Linked DNA regions of Homo sapiens: all the other regions are linked to region 5. Evidence: chromatin contacts called from ENCODE Hi-C or POLR2A ChIA-PET data. All regions are on one chromosome and are shown on one strand. Each heading gives the region's core, a stretch centred on a gene start or an enhancer-like site at or near the end of the contact. The rest is flanking DNA. Distances are from core to core; before and after follow the strand shown.

Evidence for each region. A loop is a pair of places that touch in the nucleus more often than their neighbours do. ChIA-PET counts read pairs that join two places held with the same protein, here RNA polymerase II (POLR2A). Pooled maps may share reads with other maps.
Region 1: a loop to region 5 is called in a pooled map, with 3 times the contacts of the local background. The contact joins the enhancer-like site here to the promoter of RAMACL in region 5. A Hi-C loop is called at or near these places in 2 of 37 single-sample maps with no recorded cell type and 2 of 50 pooled maps. POLR2A ChIA-PET finds 5 or more read pairs at or near these places in 3 of 52 experiments (WTC11, activated T-cell and activated naive CD4-positive, alpha-beta T cell).
Region 2: a pooled map shows a loop between it and region 5 (6-fold over the local background). The contact joins the enhancer-like site here to the promoter of RAMACL in region 5. A Hi-C loop is called at or near these places in 1 of 168 maps with a recorded cell type or tissue (HepG2), 8 of 37 single-sample maps with no recorded cell type and 6 of 50 pooled maps.
Region 3: a loop to region 5 is called in a pooled map, with 6 times the contacts of the local background. The contact joins the enhancer-like site here to the promoter of RAMACL in region 5. A Hi-C loop is called at or near these places in 4 of 37 single-sample maps with no recorded cell type and 2 of 50 pooled maps.
Region 4: a map with no recorded cell type shows a loop between it and region 5 (19-fold over the local background). The contact joins the promoter of CEP43 here to the promoter of RAMACL in region 5. A Hi-C loop is called at or near these places in 3 of 37 single-sample maps with no recorded cell type and 5 of 50 pooled maps.

What each region holds. Positions count from the first base shown.
Region 1 is chr6:166,201,163-166,203,862 of GRCh38, reverse strand. No RefSeq gene overlaps it. Among named protein-coding and RNA genes, the nearest start is that of LNCDAT, 34 kb to the right of the region's middle. Within about 2 kb of position 1,447, at least 3 of the 41 ENCODE cell types and tissues checked have a DNase peak (open chromatin) inside an H3K27ac peak, as active enhancers do.
Region 2 is chr6:166,285,666-166,288,365 of GRCh38, reverse strand. No RefSeq gene overlaps it. Among named protein-coding and RNA genes, the nearest start is that of PRR18, 21 kb to the left of the region's middle. RefSeq lists an enhancer at 1,147-1,316. Within about 2 kb of position 1,450, at least 5 of the 41 ENCODE cell types and tissues checked have a DNase peak (open chromatin) inside an H3K27ac peak, as active enhancers do.
Region 3 is chr6:167,092,728-167,095,427 of GRCh38, reverse strand. No RefSeq gene overlaps it. Among named protein-coding and RNA genes, the nearest start is that of CCR6, 29 kb to the left of the region's middle. RefSeq lists enhancers at 163-222, 1,553-1,922, 2,033-2,102. Within about 2 kb of position 1,252, at least 8 of the 41 ENCODE cell types and tissues checked have a DNase peak (open chromatin) inside an H3K27ac peak, as active enhancers do.
Region 4 is chr6:166,998,059-167,000,831 of GRCh38, reverse strand. It overlaps CEP43 (centrosomal protein 43), which reads right to left and starts at 1,435. Exons shown (of 13, transcript NM_007045.4): 1 at 1,318-1,435; 2 at 719-772. The coding sequence starts at 1,419. RefSeq lists silencers at 974-1,063, 1,074-1,233, 1,324-1,843, 2,134-2,363.
Region 5 is chr6:166,585,300-166,587,999 of GRCh38, reverse strand. RAMACL (RNA guanine-7 methyltransferase activating subunit like) reads left to right here and starts at 1,322. Exons shown (of 1, transcript NM_001395999.1): 1 at 1,322-2,700. The coding sequence starts at 1,523. The coding sequence ends at 1,879. The region is part of intron 1 of RPS6KA2 (ribosomal protein S6 kinase A2); the gene reads left to right. RefSeq lists a silencer at 980-1,119.

The DNA of each region.
Region 1 (2,700 bases), core at 198-2,697, 380 kb after region 5:
TCTGCCTTGTTTGACGCACACACACCCTGTCTTGTTCCCATACCAGCCCTGCCCCGCAGCAGCCGCATGTCCGCTGTGCATTTTGTGTTTGTCGTGTACCTGTGCAAAGCCCATGTTGTTCTGTCTGCATGTTCTTGTCTCCTCTGTTCCTTTTTTCCATTCAGTGCCTCCAGGTCTCTATGTCTGTCTCGAATCCGATGCTTCTCAGCACTGCACCATCATCTGTGGTGAGGCTTCCACTCCATTTTCCTTATCTGTTGTCCCTGGATGGTTTAGATTTGTGAAAGGGGCATTAAAGACAGGTCAGAGTAACCAACTGTGGTAACATCAGATGGAAGAGTGGCCCAGGCCAGGGAGACCCTGTGCAAAACCTCAGGTGGGAGTAAGCCTGCCGCTTACAGAGAACAGAAGTCAGGCTGGCCTCACTTGCACCGAGGGCATGGCTATAGGAGGATGCATAGAGGTAGAAGGGGCCAAATTAGACAGCCGACCTCCCTGAAAAGGGACTCCTGAGAAATTGAAAGGCAGAAATGGTCAATTCTCTTTAACCAGCTAAAGCGTTTGAAATTCCCACTATGTGCCAAGTTTTCTGCAGACTGTGTCTTCACCCTTACAATGGATTCAGTGTTGTGGTCCTTACTGTACTGATGAGGCTCAGGAGGCTCTGAGCTGAGTCACTCATCACAGTCACAGGAAAAGAGCCGGCCTGGGATTTCCACCCAGAACAACTCCACTCGCCCATACAGGCGCCCCTGCATCTCCACAGTGCAACAGACCGCAAGACCCTGCTGTCCTGAGTGACGGTGAGTTGAGCCAGCCATGAAGGACCTCTGGGTTTTCTCTCAGAGATGACTGAAGGAAAAGAGTATGGGCAAATCTGAAAGGAGATTAAGAACTGAAATCCCCAGGCCAGGCATGGTGACTCGCCTGTAATCCCAGGCACTTTGGAAGGCTGAGGTGGGTGGATCACTTGAGGTCAGGAGTTCAAGACCAGCCTGGCCAACATGATGAAACCCCATCTTTACTAAAAATACAAAAAAATTAGCCAGGCATGCTGGCACACACCTGTAATCCCAGCTACGCGTGAGGCTGAGGCAGGAGAATCGCTTGAACCTGGGAGGCAAAGGTTGCAGTGAGCAGAGATTGTGCCATTGCACTCCAGCCTGGGCGACAGAGCAAGACTCTGTATCAAAAAAAAAAAAAAAAAAAGAACTGAAACCCCCAAAACTTGTGAAACCAGCCCCAAGAATAACAGAAACAAATGAGGAGAGAACTATTAATATTGCAGTATATCTGATACATTTGTATAAACTTAACCAGAAAATAAAGGAGCTAATGCAGTAGCTGGCGTCTGTTACGATGAAATGCTGTCATGATACAGATGAGCAGCCTCTGGAGCCATCTGAGCAGAAGCCCGCTAGGGAAGCAATGGGGCCACGCCTCACAGCTGGGACTGGGAGCCACGCCTCACAGCTGGGACTGGGAGCTCCCACTGACATTTGGTTTCCGAGCCACTCCGGCTGCACTCGCAATCTTAGCCTTGAAGTCCAGTAGGTACCTTGCACCTTCTCTCTGGATGGGCCCCAACAGTGCAAAACAATAGGGTACATTTTCTGCTTTTAAAATTGTAGTGAAAAATTGGAGGAACACACTTGGCTGATAGAATGAATAAAGTGTGGTAATGAAGAATATTTGTAAGAAGATCTGTCTCATTTCCCTCTTAGGGCCTTCTTTCTTGACTCATAGAGGAAAAAAAGTGTCAACAGTGAGAAACTGCAGAAAAACTACCCAAAGGACAGGGAGGGTGAGCTGCCTGGGGCTCCTGAATCATTTCTGCAGGGTCTCTGTGCCTCCTTCCTTCCTTCCTCCACCCACAGGGTCTTTAGACACCCTGATTGATGGAGTCGCTGTGAGCCTGAGAGAAGGCCCAAGGTGTTGGAATTTCAGAGTGAAACTCAGAAGAATCGATAGTGGAGAAGAAAATAAAGGAAGCAGATCCAGCTTTCTTCATCGTGAAAATAGTAGTGGATCCTGGCCGAGGCACTGGGTGAATGTTAGTAAAGGCCGGGAGTGACCTTTACTAACCTGAAAAACAAGTCACAAAGCCAGCTGTGCCTGGCTTCATCTTCCAAGAGCATGTCAGGGATCAGTGTGTCACCTTATTGATACTGGAGCGTCTTAGGGTCCGTGCAAATTCCTGAAACTCATGGAATTTAATGGACAGATCTTCCTCCAGGGACTTACTGTCCTGGATTATGAAAACTACAACTGGACTTTGCTTACTTTATTCATCAGGCTCTAGGTGACCCATGGAGGCTGCAGAATTCTGCCGCCGTTAAATGTGTACTCATAAACACAGGGATATACCAACTTAAACAGCACACAGCTCTTCAGTGGACAAGGAGGGAGTTTGACAAGATGCTCTTGGTAGGGACTCATTTTGACCATAAAATTCTATAAACATAAGTATTTAGAAATCTAGGGACCAGGTTACAACCACCACTCTAACTGGATTAACTGGAAACACACACACACACGCACACAGAGGCATTTCATTGATGAAACAAATCCTGTCATATAACTAATACAGTCTAGCTTTAAATCCTATTCATCAAGCAAAGAATCCAATGGCAAACTGAGTGCATGTTTTGGGGCTGTCTGTAAGATATCCCAGTCTCTGTTTATTTCCAGTTGCTCTTC
Region 2 (2,700 bases), core at 201-2,700, 300 kb after region 5:
ATATCTATACATGTATATATATCTATATATATCTGTACATATCTATATATGTATATATCTATGTATATATCTCTGTATTTATATATATCTATATATATCTATATATTTATATATATCTATATGTCCATATATCTATATATTTATATATATCTATATATTTATATATATGTATATATATCTATATATAGATATATATATCTTTATATAGATATATATATCTTTATATTTATATATAGATATATAGATCTATATAGATCTATATATCTTTATATTTATATATAGATATATAGATCTATATAGATCTATATATCTATATAGATATATAGATATATATATCTATATAGATCTATATATCTATATAGATCTATATATCTGTATATCTATATAGATCTATATATATCTATATATCTATAGATCTATATCTATATATCTATAGATCTATATATCTATATTTATATATATCTATATATCTATATTTATATATACATATATTTATATATATCTATATATATTTATATATATCTATATATTTATATCTATCTATCTATATTTGTATATATCTATCTATATTTATATATATCTATCTTTAAATATATATATATGTTTAAAGATATATGTGTATATATATACTTTTTTTGAGACAAAGTCTAACTCTGTTGCCCAGTCTGGAGTGCAGTGGCATAATCTCGGCTCACTGAAACCTCCACTTCCCGGGTTCAAGCAGTTCTGCCTCAGCCTCCTGAGTAGCTGGGATTACAGGTGTGTGCCACCATGCCCTGCTAATTTTTGTATTTTTAGTAGAGACGGGGTTTCACCATGTTGCCCAGGCTGGTCTCAAACTCCTGACCTCAGGTGATCCACCTGCTTCGGCCTCCCAAAGTGCTGGGATTACAGGCTTGAGCCTCCGTGCCTGGCCTGTACTTCTTCTTTGATAAATTGTTTATAGCTATTTTAAAACATTTTCTGCTGAGCATATGAGAGGTGACAATAATGACTAAGTGAGAGGTGACAATAATTACTAATCATTGTAAAGTATTTAGTATCTGCTAGACTTTGCTCCAAATACTGGGCAGATATTGACTCCTTTAACTCGTTTGACCCACTTATGAGGCAGGTGCTATTTTGGAGATGAGAGCATGGAGGGCCGGAAAGGTTCATGGACTTGGCCACCGTCAGAGATCAGGAGGTCAGGGAACCAAGGCTCAAACCTCTAGCCTAACTCTTGCCAACACGTAGTCTCTCTCAGGCCGGCAGGATAGGAGAAGGGAACCTGTTTAGTCATCAGTAAAGAAATTCCCTTCAAAACGGTTTCATCTTCTTCCTGTTAGGTCAGCACTCCGTCCTGGCTGCAGCCTCTGATAGCCAAGCGGATGAGGTCTGCTCTGTCACAGTAGGGTGAACAAATGAAGAGAAACAGGAAGTAACCTCAGTTGTTTTTCCCTATTATGGCCAGGTGGCAAGTAGGTCTTTGTGGAGCCACTGAATGCAAAAGCACAGAAAGGCCATCCCCCCAGCGGCCCCTTCCACCTGACAATGAGGAAGAAGGAATGCCTGCTTCCCAGGGGCCTTGCTCCTGTTGGCAGCAGTTTCTGTCGCTTGGGTGGAAAAGGGTCCCCACATATGTGCAGGACCAACTCTCTAGACTCGTGTGCAGGAATGATCGAAGAATTCGAGCAGCAGAGAGATAATTGTTATAGTTGTCCAATTTTCATCAAAAAGATACAAGAAAAAATAAAATTTATTACATTCTTAAATGTGGTTCAAGATAATGTTGAGTTTAAAATGATCAAAAAAGTATTATAATTTTATAAAGTATCATGATTTTAATGTAACTGAAATAGATGCATAGCTCACTCATCTTTCCAATTTTCAAAAAGAACATGACCAGTCCGGTCGCGGTGGCTCACACCTGTAATCCCAGCACTTTGGGAGGCCGAGGCAGGCAGATCACAAGGTCAGGAGTTCAAGACCAGTCTGGCCAATATGGTGAAACCTCGCCTCTACTAAAAATACAAAAATTAGCCGGGTGTTGTGGAACGTGCCTGTAATCCCAGCTACTCAGGAGGCTGAGGCATGAGAATTGCTTGAACCTGGGAGGTGGAGGTTGCAGTGAGCCGAGATTGTGCCACTGCACTCTAGCCTGGGCGACAGAGCAAGACTCTGTCTCAAAAAAAAAAAAAAAAAAAAAAAAAAAAGAACATGACCCTATCAGTTCCTTTTTTTCCCCCAGCAATATAGCTGCTTAATGAGGAGAATCCATGTTAAACTATGGTGAAGCCGCTCTGGATGAATAACAGAGCAGCCCCTTCTTGAAGCCGTGTGCCCACAAGGAAGCTCAAGTTAAGCGCTGGGTTAAGTTCCGATGGTTGGTAAAAGGAGCAGACAAGTCTCCTCCCTGACTCCTCACTGTATTTCCAAAGGTGGGTGCTCAGACGACACAAACTGTGGAGGGAACCCCAGCATTTCCTGAGCCCCCCAGGGCCTGACTGCCGCTTCCTCTATCCTCATCTGCTTCCCTGGGAGGAAGGTTTGCTTTTCCTTTTCCTTCCTAAAATACAGTGGCTTCCAGACCTTGACTGTCTGACCTCCAGTAAGAAATACACATAATTGTGATCAAGTGTGTATGTATGTGAGTGCATCTGAAGCAAATAATTTAAGGAAACTATACTCACTCTATGTGAAATGCAATTTCTTCTATTC
Region 3 (2,700 bases), core at 3-2,502, 510 kb before region 5:
TTGCCACAGGAGAGCTCTGAAACTGAAACTACTCAAGCAGCTGCATTGTCAAGGGAATTTCTTGCCCAGTTGTTGGTCACTGATCTACCTTCTAAGGGGTCTTCCAAATCTCAATGCTATAAGCTGGCCTTACGTGTGCCTGTTTGGCTTGTGGGGATATAATGTATCATACTTTACATGTACAGACACATCTAATATCTAATAGAGATATATCTAATCAGATATAACAACCTCAAGCAAACCCCAAGTTGCTAGGTGCTTAGTAAATTATTTTGTTACACTGAAGGCTGAAAAAGCACAGAATGATTAAATGACTCAAGATCACGTGAGACAATGGGATAAACTGGAACTGAAACAGACTGTGGGGTGCTGGTCTACGCAGTTCACAAAGCCCCCATTGCTGACTAACCACAAGCCCAGAGGGAAGGCACATAGACTACTGTGCCCCTGCTACTGGTTAGGTTTTTCTTTTACACAGAGAAATAATTTGACTTTATCTAGGCTGCTACAAAGCCAATTGTTAACAGAACTAGGATTAGAATTCAGAAGTACTAGGTGTCAGGTTTCTGTACAAAGAGCAATAGTATTCCACTGAAGCACTTCTGTTTCCCTACAAATACAACCTATCTGTGACTGTGAAACCTCAAGGAATTTGTATTGAGAACCGCTGGCGCGAAGCGGGTGATAACGATAAGAACAGGCATTGTGCACAGCTAGAGGAGCCGTCTGTGGAATGCCGATGGTCGTCTCTTGGTAGAAATAGTAAGAAACCTTAGAACTGATCTTCTTCATTCTGGAAGGCATGGAAACAGAGAACAAGCTGGCCACTGCAGAAAGTTGTAAGACCTTTCGAGGCTGGCTCGACTGCAGCTGCGTTTTGCTTGGCTGTGAGTTTGCAGAACTTTGAGGCTTTCGGGGGAAGGTAGCTAAATCTGTATCAGGGCCAAGGGCACCCCTGGGAAAATTAAGAAACACCTTCTCTTTTGAGGTTTAACTCGACTAAAACCTCTCTGATGATTAGGATGGCCTCAACGGAAGCCCACTGGCCAAAAGAACATCGATAGTTCCCAGGGGAAATAAGTCGTGAGGGAAGGAAGGGTCAACAGGAAACCAGGACTCAGGATCCTGGGCAGAGTCGGCTGGTTTCAGCACCGTCTGAGGCTCATCAGGAAGCTCCTCTCTCACCGACCGTGGCTCTCAGCACTCAGGGAGCGCCACTGAGCATGCGTGAGAACAGCCGCCCTCAGCTCGCGGGGGTGTCAGCTTCCTTTGAAAACCCCCTCGGGTCTGTGTGCACAAGGCTCTGAACTAACCCTAGTGGGTCACCACGCAGGGCCCCTTCTCAGCGCCTGCTCTCCGCTCCACGTGAGGGAAGCAAGGGCAGCGGAGAACGCGTCCCACGCAGTCAAGCCAGGGATGGGCCTCGGGCTTCCTTTCTCTGTCCACGATGCCTCTGGAAGCAGGATACGGCCCTCGAGGCGGGCTCCTGGGATTCCTGGGAACACGGGAGGGTGAGCTATGAGCAGGCCGGGGCAGGGCAATCATGGAGACTGGACTTTTGCTCATATGGGCAGAAGAGTGATCAGGAAATTATTCTGAATGTGAAAAGACATGGCCAGCGTGTGACCGGCAGATGTGTATCCTCCAGTGCTCTGGGAGAACGCAGCCCCGGCTGGTAGCCCGGGCCCGTTTCTGTGAGGTCAACACTCACACCACGGCCAATGTCAGGCAAACAACCCGGTGTCACCGAAGCAGGGTTGGTAAGAGAAGCACAGCCTGCCCCAGCTGATCGCAGCGCAGCCCAGGAGGCGAGGCCACCGCCCAGAGGATTCTGGAAACAGCTCGCCGGGGCGAAGACGCAGGCACAGACAGTGCCTTCCGTAGGGTTCCAAGTATGCAAAACCCTAGGGGAAGCCTCTTCTATTTAGTCACAGAAAACAGGTGAGCAGTTGCCTGGAGCAGGGAGAGACGGGGAGGGATTGACAGGAAGGGAGCTCAGGGAAGCTGGTGGGAGTAGAAAGTTCTAGATCTTGATTGGGGTTGCAGTTACACTGGAACACAGTCGTTGTCAAAACTCACTGAAGTGGACCCTGAGAATGGATGCATTTTGCTGTATGTAAGTTATCCCAATAAAGCTGATATTTAAAAATATGTAACACCCCTCCAAGCCAATGCTGATATTGTAAGGATGATTTTCAGTACTGGGCACCGAGCTTCAGTACTGGGCACCGAGCTTCAGTACTGGGCACCGAGCTTCAGTACTGGGCACCAGGGTAGGAGTGAGGTTCCCTGATTTTCAGTCTTTACGGAGCTTTTACCCAGAGAGCTGCAGAGGCAGCACTGGCCAGAATTACTTTGGAACGCACCGTCTGTTTCTTCCTTGTTGCTTTTCACTGGTTAGTAAGAAGATTCACGAAGCTCCTCTGCCTGGCCACCTCCCCCCAACATCAACACACACTGGCACAGGTTCTGGAGGGCATCATTCAGACCCATGCTGTAAACACCCTTTACAGGCTGAGCCCTGAGTCCGTTTCCTCAGCAAAGTACCACAAACAATGTGGTTTAAAACAACGGAAACCTACTTCCTCACTCTTCGGGGGCCAGAGGTCCGAAATCGAGGTGCTGTCAGGGGTGGCTCCATTTGGAGGCTGTGCAGGGAACCGTCCCCAGCCTCGCTTCCCATTTCCGGTGGGGTCTGCA
Region 4 (2,773 bases), core at 186-2,685, 410 kb before region 5:
TAATTAGGGGTCCAGACCCATAGGGTCCAGAGCAAAATGCTGCCAAGAGAAGACTGATGCCTGCACAGACATGGAAAGGGCAAAGAACTGAAGATTTTGATGAAATTAGAGATTAGGTATACAGGTCTAAAGAAGTGAGAGGACAGTAGACTGATTTGTCATACAGCAAGAGTTTAAGGCTTTGATGATGGTTCTATTCTTGTTGACAAATTCCAGAATATTTACTCAGGATGGTTGGTGGGACTCCGAAAAAGTTAAATTACCCACTTAAATATAGAGTAGTGGCTGCACTTTTAAAATAATCGCTGTCTTTTTCATTGTCAAAATAATTGAGTGGTCAGATAATTTTGGGAAAAGTTGCATACTATATACCCCGTTTCATAGGGATTAATAACATATTAGCTTACTAAAGGATCTGAGTGAACCTGCACTTAACACATTGACAATGGCACCATTTCTTCAAGAAACTCCTATGACCATTTGTTTCAGATTAAGCATTAGTATCAGAGTTACTGTGGTACCTTAAGATTACCCCCAAATTCAAAAGCTACACGAAAAAAGAATAATTTTGGCTCTCTCTCAATAGTAATGTAATCCTTAACAGTTCAAAATTATCCCTAGCTATATGTTACTATAAACTATTTTTAAGACGGTTTTTAATGAATAAGAAATTAAGTATTAACGAATACAGCCATGTTAAAATCTGGAAACTTCATACCTCTACTTTTTCTTGCTCCTCTAGTGCTAAAAACACAGCTGCTCGGAGTTCAGCCTTAAAAAAAAGTTAAGAAACAGGAAATTATAATTTCAAGACAATTTTCACAACAAGCTCACATTTATCCAGCAACAAACACGAGCAAGCCAACGAGCTGGGAGGGCAGGTGCAAAGGTCAGAAACGCCTTCCGAAACGTTCTCAGTCACACAAGCTCTCCGACCCCCAGGCTTCGGCTGGACGCGCTGCTTTCCCGCCGCGGATCATGCCCGAGCCTGAGGAAGAGACGCTGGGGCCGCACTCCAGGGCCCAGCTGCGGGCCGCCCGTGTGGCCCCCAAGCCCCGCGGTCCCGCCCCCACGGAATGAGGCAGGGGATGGGCCAGGCACCCCCAGTCCGCGGTGCCCTCCGGGACCACACGAACGAACGAGCCGACCCCCTCTGTGGGGCGGGCAGGACGGAGGCCATGCCGGGGCGCGCCCCCAGTGCCCGCCGGCCCCGGTCCCTCGCCAGGGAGGCGGCCTCCTCGCCGCGACCGTTGTGACGCCCGCTGTCCACGCAAGCCCTGCGGATCCGCCAGGCCCGGCCCCAGCCTCCGGCCTCACCTTGATGCGGTTCAGGACCCCGCTGTTCTCCAGCGTCTGCACCAGCAGGTCCCGCAGCTCCGTGTCCTCCTCGGCCACCACTGCGGCCGCCGTCGCCGCCATCTTGCTTCTCCAAGACAACCGCCGAAGCCGCGCTAACGGCCAACGGCCGCAGCAGGGTACGCTCCGCGCGCGGGCTACGCGGCCGACGCAGCCAAAGCCCCGCCCCGACGCGCAGCGCGCTGGCCCTGCCCCCTGGCGTCGGGAGGCGGGGCATAGAGACCTCGGGGTTGACGCTGGACACCGAGCCTTGGGGAGCGCCGGACCACTGAGCGCCGAAACTTAGGGTCGGCGCTGGGGGCGGGGCTGCGGGGCGCGGGTGGGCACGCAAGGGGCGGGGCGTCGGCGGGGCCTCCAGCCGGCAACCCGTTGGCTGCCGTCGCCTGAGGCGCGAGCTTTGAAGCCGGCGAGCGGTGAGGAGGAGGCGCCCTCGCGTGTGGAGAGCGGACTCCGCCTGGACTCCACCGCCCACGGCCGCATCCCATCGCCGCACAAGATCGCCGGAGTCATATTATCGACGTAGTTAAAGCCCACTAGCCTAAAGCCGGGCGGACTGCGGTAAGGAGGCCCCGAGACCGAACCTGCAGCCCCTGCAGCCCCGGGGGGGCGCCGGGGAAGGGACTCCCGAGAGGTCGCGAGGGGCGGAAGGCCCTGCAGGTTGTCACCCGGAAATAACGTTCTGAGGCCCCCCAGCCAGGCGAACGCACCCTGCTCGGCCACGGCCTCCGAGGCTAACCGGAAAGGTGCCAGGCCGAGGTGCAGGGGCGGGATGGCCCCAGGAAGAGCCGAGGGCCGAGGAGGGCGTTGGGTGGGCTCCGCGCTGCCCGAACTGGGGCCGCAGTCTCCACTCCCTCCTGCCCCGCGGCCCTCCGCCGACAGCCAGGCGCCGGCGGGGAGTCCTGGACCCCTCCCGGGCCCTGGAAGCCCCGTCCCGCCGGAGCTGACGCGCCCTCTTGGTATCCATCCGGCCGCCTGGGCTGCCCCTCGCCCCTCGCCTTGGCAAAACCAGCCCCCGGACCGAGCCCTGCCTTGGAGAGTGTGGGTGCGCAAGGCCAGCCGAGCTGTCGGTTCCGGGGTTTCGGGGTGCGCCACTGTATGGCGGCGTAAGCCGAGAAGTGTCCGAGGCCGGGCTCCAGCAGTTGAGAGGCTGATTTGGCCACGGTGAAGGACGCGCCCGGAGGAAGGAAACGGGAATCCGAAACGGGCGGTGGCCGCGCCTTTCCCGAGGCCGGCGTCGAGGGCTTCAGCGCCTCAGGGTGGGCGGGAGGGGAAGGTCGTGCGACCCGCGTGGCCGGCGGAAAGGAGCAGCGGGAGCCGCGGCCGTAGGGAAGCCACGGGAAGACGGGCGGCTGCGCTGCGATGCGCGGCCCTCTCCCTGAAGCCCTCGGCTCAGGCGCCACAGGAAAGGCTCCTTCGG
Region 5 (2,700 bases), core at 73-2,572:
ATATTTTGCATTCAGATGTGATAAGCCAAACAGATAAAAAACAAAATAAATTCACTGTTGTGGCTGGAACCTGAGTGAGTGAGGAGGGCGCAGGGTCTCACTCTCACCTCCTCGGGGTTCTTCCCCACAGGGCAGAGAGCGCACAGTCCCGGAAAGTCCTGCCATGAATGACAGCAGCCAGCAGGAAGTCAGACTCTACCCACTGTGCTAGTGAGGCCAGACGGCTAGTTTCAGCGCCTTCAGCTGTGGCTTTTCAGAGACGTGGGCCCTTCATCTTCTACTTCTGAATCCACTTATATATTTTACATTTTTGTGTGTGTATATATATATATAATATTTATTTTATGCTGGTTTGCTTTTTTTTTTCCAATGGCAGACTTCAAAAAGGGCAGACTCGTTCAAGAAAGATGTTATATCACTGCATGAGATATTCAGGAAGAACTAAAGTGTTATTTTTGAGAACCCACTCTATGCCAGGTACTGTTCTGGGAGTTTTACATGCGTGGGTTCATTTATTTCTCACAACCACTAATCCAGGTAGGACCCCCTCATTCTACATAGGAGGGAACTGAGGCCAAGGACGGGTGAGGAGCTTGTCTGATGCCACACAATTAGAGTGACGGTGATTAGAACTGATTTTGATGGTACATTTCTCTTGTACTTATGAAAAGCAGATACGAATCTCTAGTCTGTGCTTATCTCATCTTTCTTGCCTCCCTCTGTCCCATGCCAGTGTCCAACCAAGCCTTTCTTGGGCCTGTAGGGCTCTGACCCAGGGTCTCTGGACTGTGCACTCTTGTGTTTCAGGAAAATATTTCCCTGAGTTCATAAAAGAAAAATTATTTCTTCCTTATGTGTTAGTCTAATGTCAGGGTTCCTGATGACTGGCCACTTTGCTTCCACATGGGGATTTGGGGGACCCAGGCTTCTTCTTTGTAGCTCCACCAGCCCTAAGGGCCTGCAGTTAGCTGTGGGGGGAAAGAGACTATGAAAGAAGCACCTGCTTCTTTAAGGTACACCATCCAGACACACTCCATTGGCCAGGGCTAGTCACATGACCACACCTGCCTGCAAGGAGGGCTGGGTAATGTAGTCCCCACTGGGAGGCAGCTGAGGGGAGCCCCAGTCTATGGCAGGAGCAGAGATTTCTGAAAGCTGTTGGCTCCCTCTGCCCTGGAGGTAATGCTGAAATTTGACTTTGTGTATAACTGATGTGTGTTACCTTTGTCATGTCTTCAGAATAAACTGTGGTCATTCTTTTTCTTTCCTCCTCTGGTATATATATGGACTAGTTCATGGGCCTTATTAAAAGACTTGTTTGGAGAGGAAGGCGCTCGGTTACATTGGAGAACTGGAGTGGTCTGGAGTTCCACGGTGTAGTGGACCAGAGGCCACCTCTCCTGGGCTTCTCAGTGTCTCGCCGGCGGGGTTCGGCCTGAGCTGGATAGACATAGCCCTTGGCGGATTTAAACAACCTAAACATTAAGCAATACAGCTGCCTCAAACCTTTGGGATTTTCAGAATGACTGACACTGCCGAAGCTGTTCCAAATTTTGAAGAGATGTTTGCTAGTAGATTCACAGAAAATGACAAGGAGTATCAGGAATACCTGAAACGCCCTCCTGAGTCTCCTCCAATTGTTGAGGAATGGAATAGCAGAGCTGGTGGGAACCAAAGAAACAGAGGCAATCGGTTGCAAGACAACAGACAGTTCAGAGGCAGGGACAACAGATGGGGGTGGCCAAGTGACAATCGATCCAATCAGTGGCATGGACGATCCTGGGGTAACAACTACCCGCAACACAGACAAGAACCTTACTATCCCCAGCAATATGGACATTATGGTTACAACCAGCGGCCTCCTTACGGTTACTACTGATAGAAATGTTGGCAGCTTTTAGTAAAAGCATTTACTCTGTTACCATGAGAAAAGTTTGGGTGTCTTCTGTTGGTCATAGTTTTACATCTGATTTTACAGAATGGATTATTGATTTTTTGGAAGTTGAGACTTTAAAAAAAATAGATCTTACTTGCGAAATGCGATGGTTGCTGGGAATACCTGAAACTGTGGATTATATTGCTTGACTTCTACCTCAGAATCTTCTTTGTTTCATGACTTAATAGTGCTTTAAGTTTGGTATATTATTTGACCTCTAGGAATTCTTTGTTTTACACAGAAATAAAAATTTTAAAATAGAAAATGCTTTTACTTTGTAAGGTAAGAGAGTATCCATATGCTTAGATGTGCTCGTTTCTAAAATTCTAGAGGTTGATATAATCAGCTCATGAATGCACAGCTATGCTTTTTGTGATAGATTGTACATAACATCAGCAGTTGAAAGGTAAAACAATTGCTTTTTTTTTTTTTTGCATTTGTTAAGTGACTATGGTACTTTGTGATTCCTTAATCTATAGATGAGTCAGCTCCACACTTGAGTCTCTTTTTAGAGGGAAATCAGTAATAAAGCTGTAAAATAAGGAAAAAAAAAAAAAAAAAAAAAGACTTGTTTGATGTCATGTTTGAGATTTTCTCTTTAACCTTAAAAGATCAGCCTGGACAATTGCACACAATTATAAGTAAATGTGAAAATTAGGTTCTGTAATTAGGATGGCAGTAAACATAGTGGAGAACCATAACTAATCAATACAGACATGTCAGCAATCCTCGATTCCTTAATCTTCAAGAGAAAAAAAGTCATA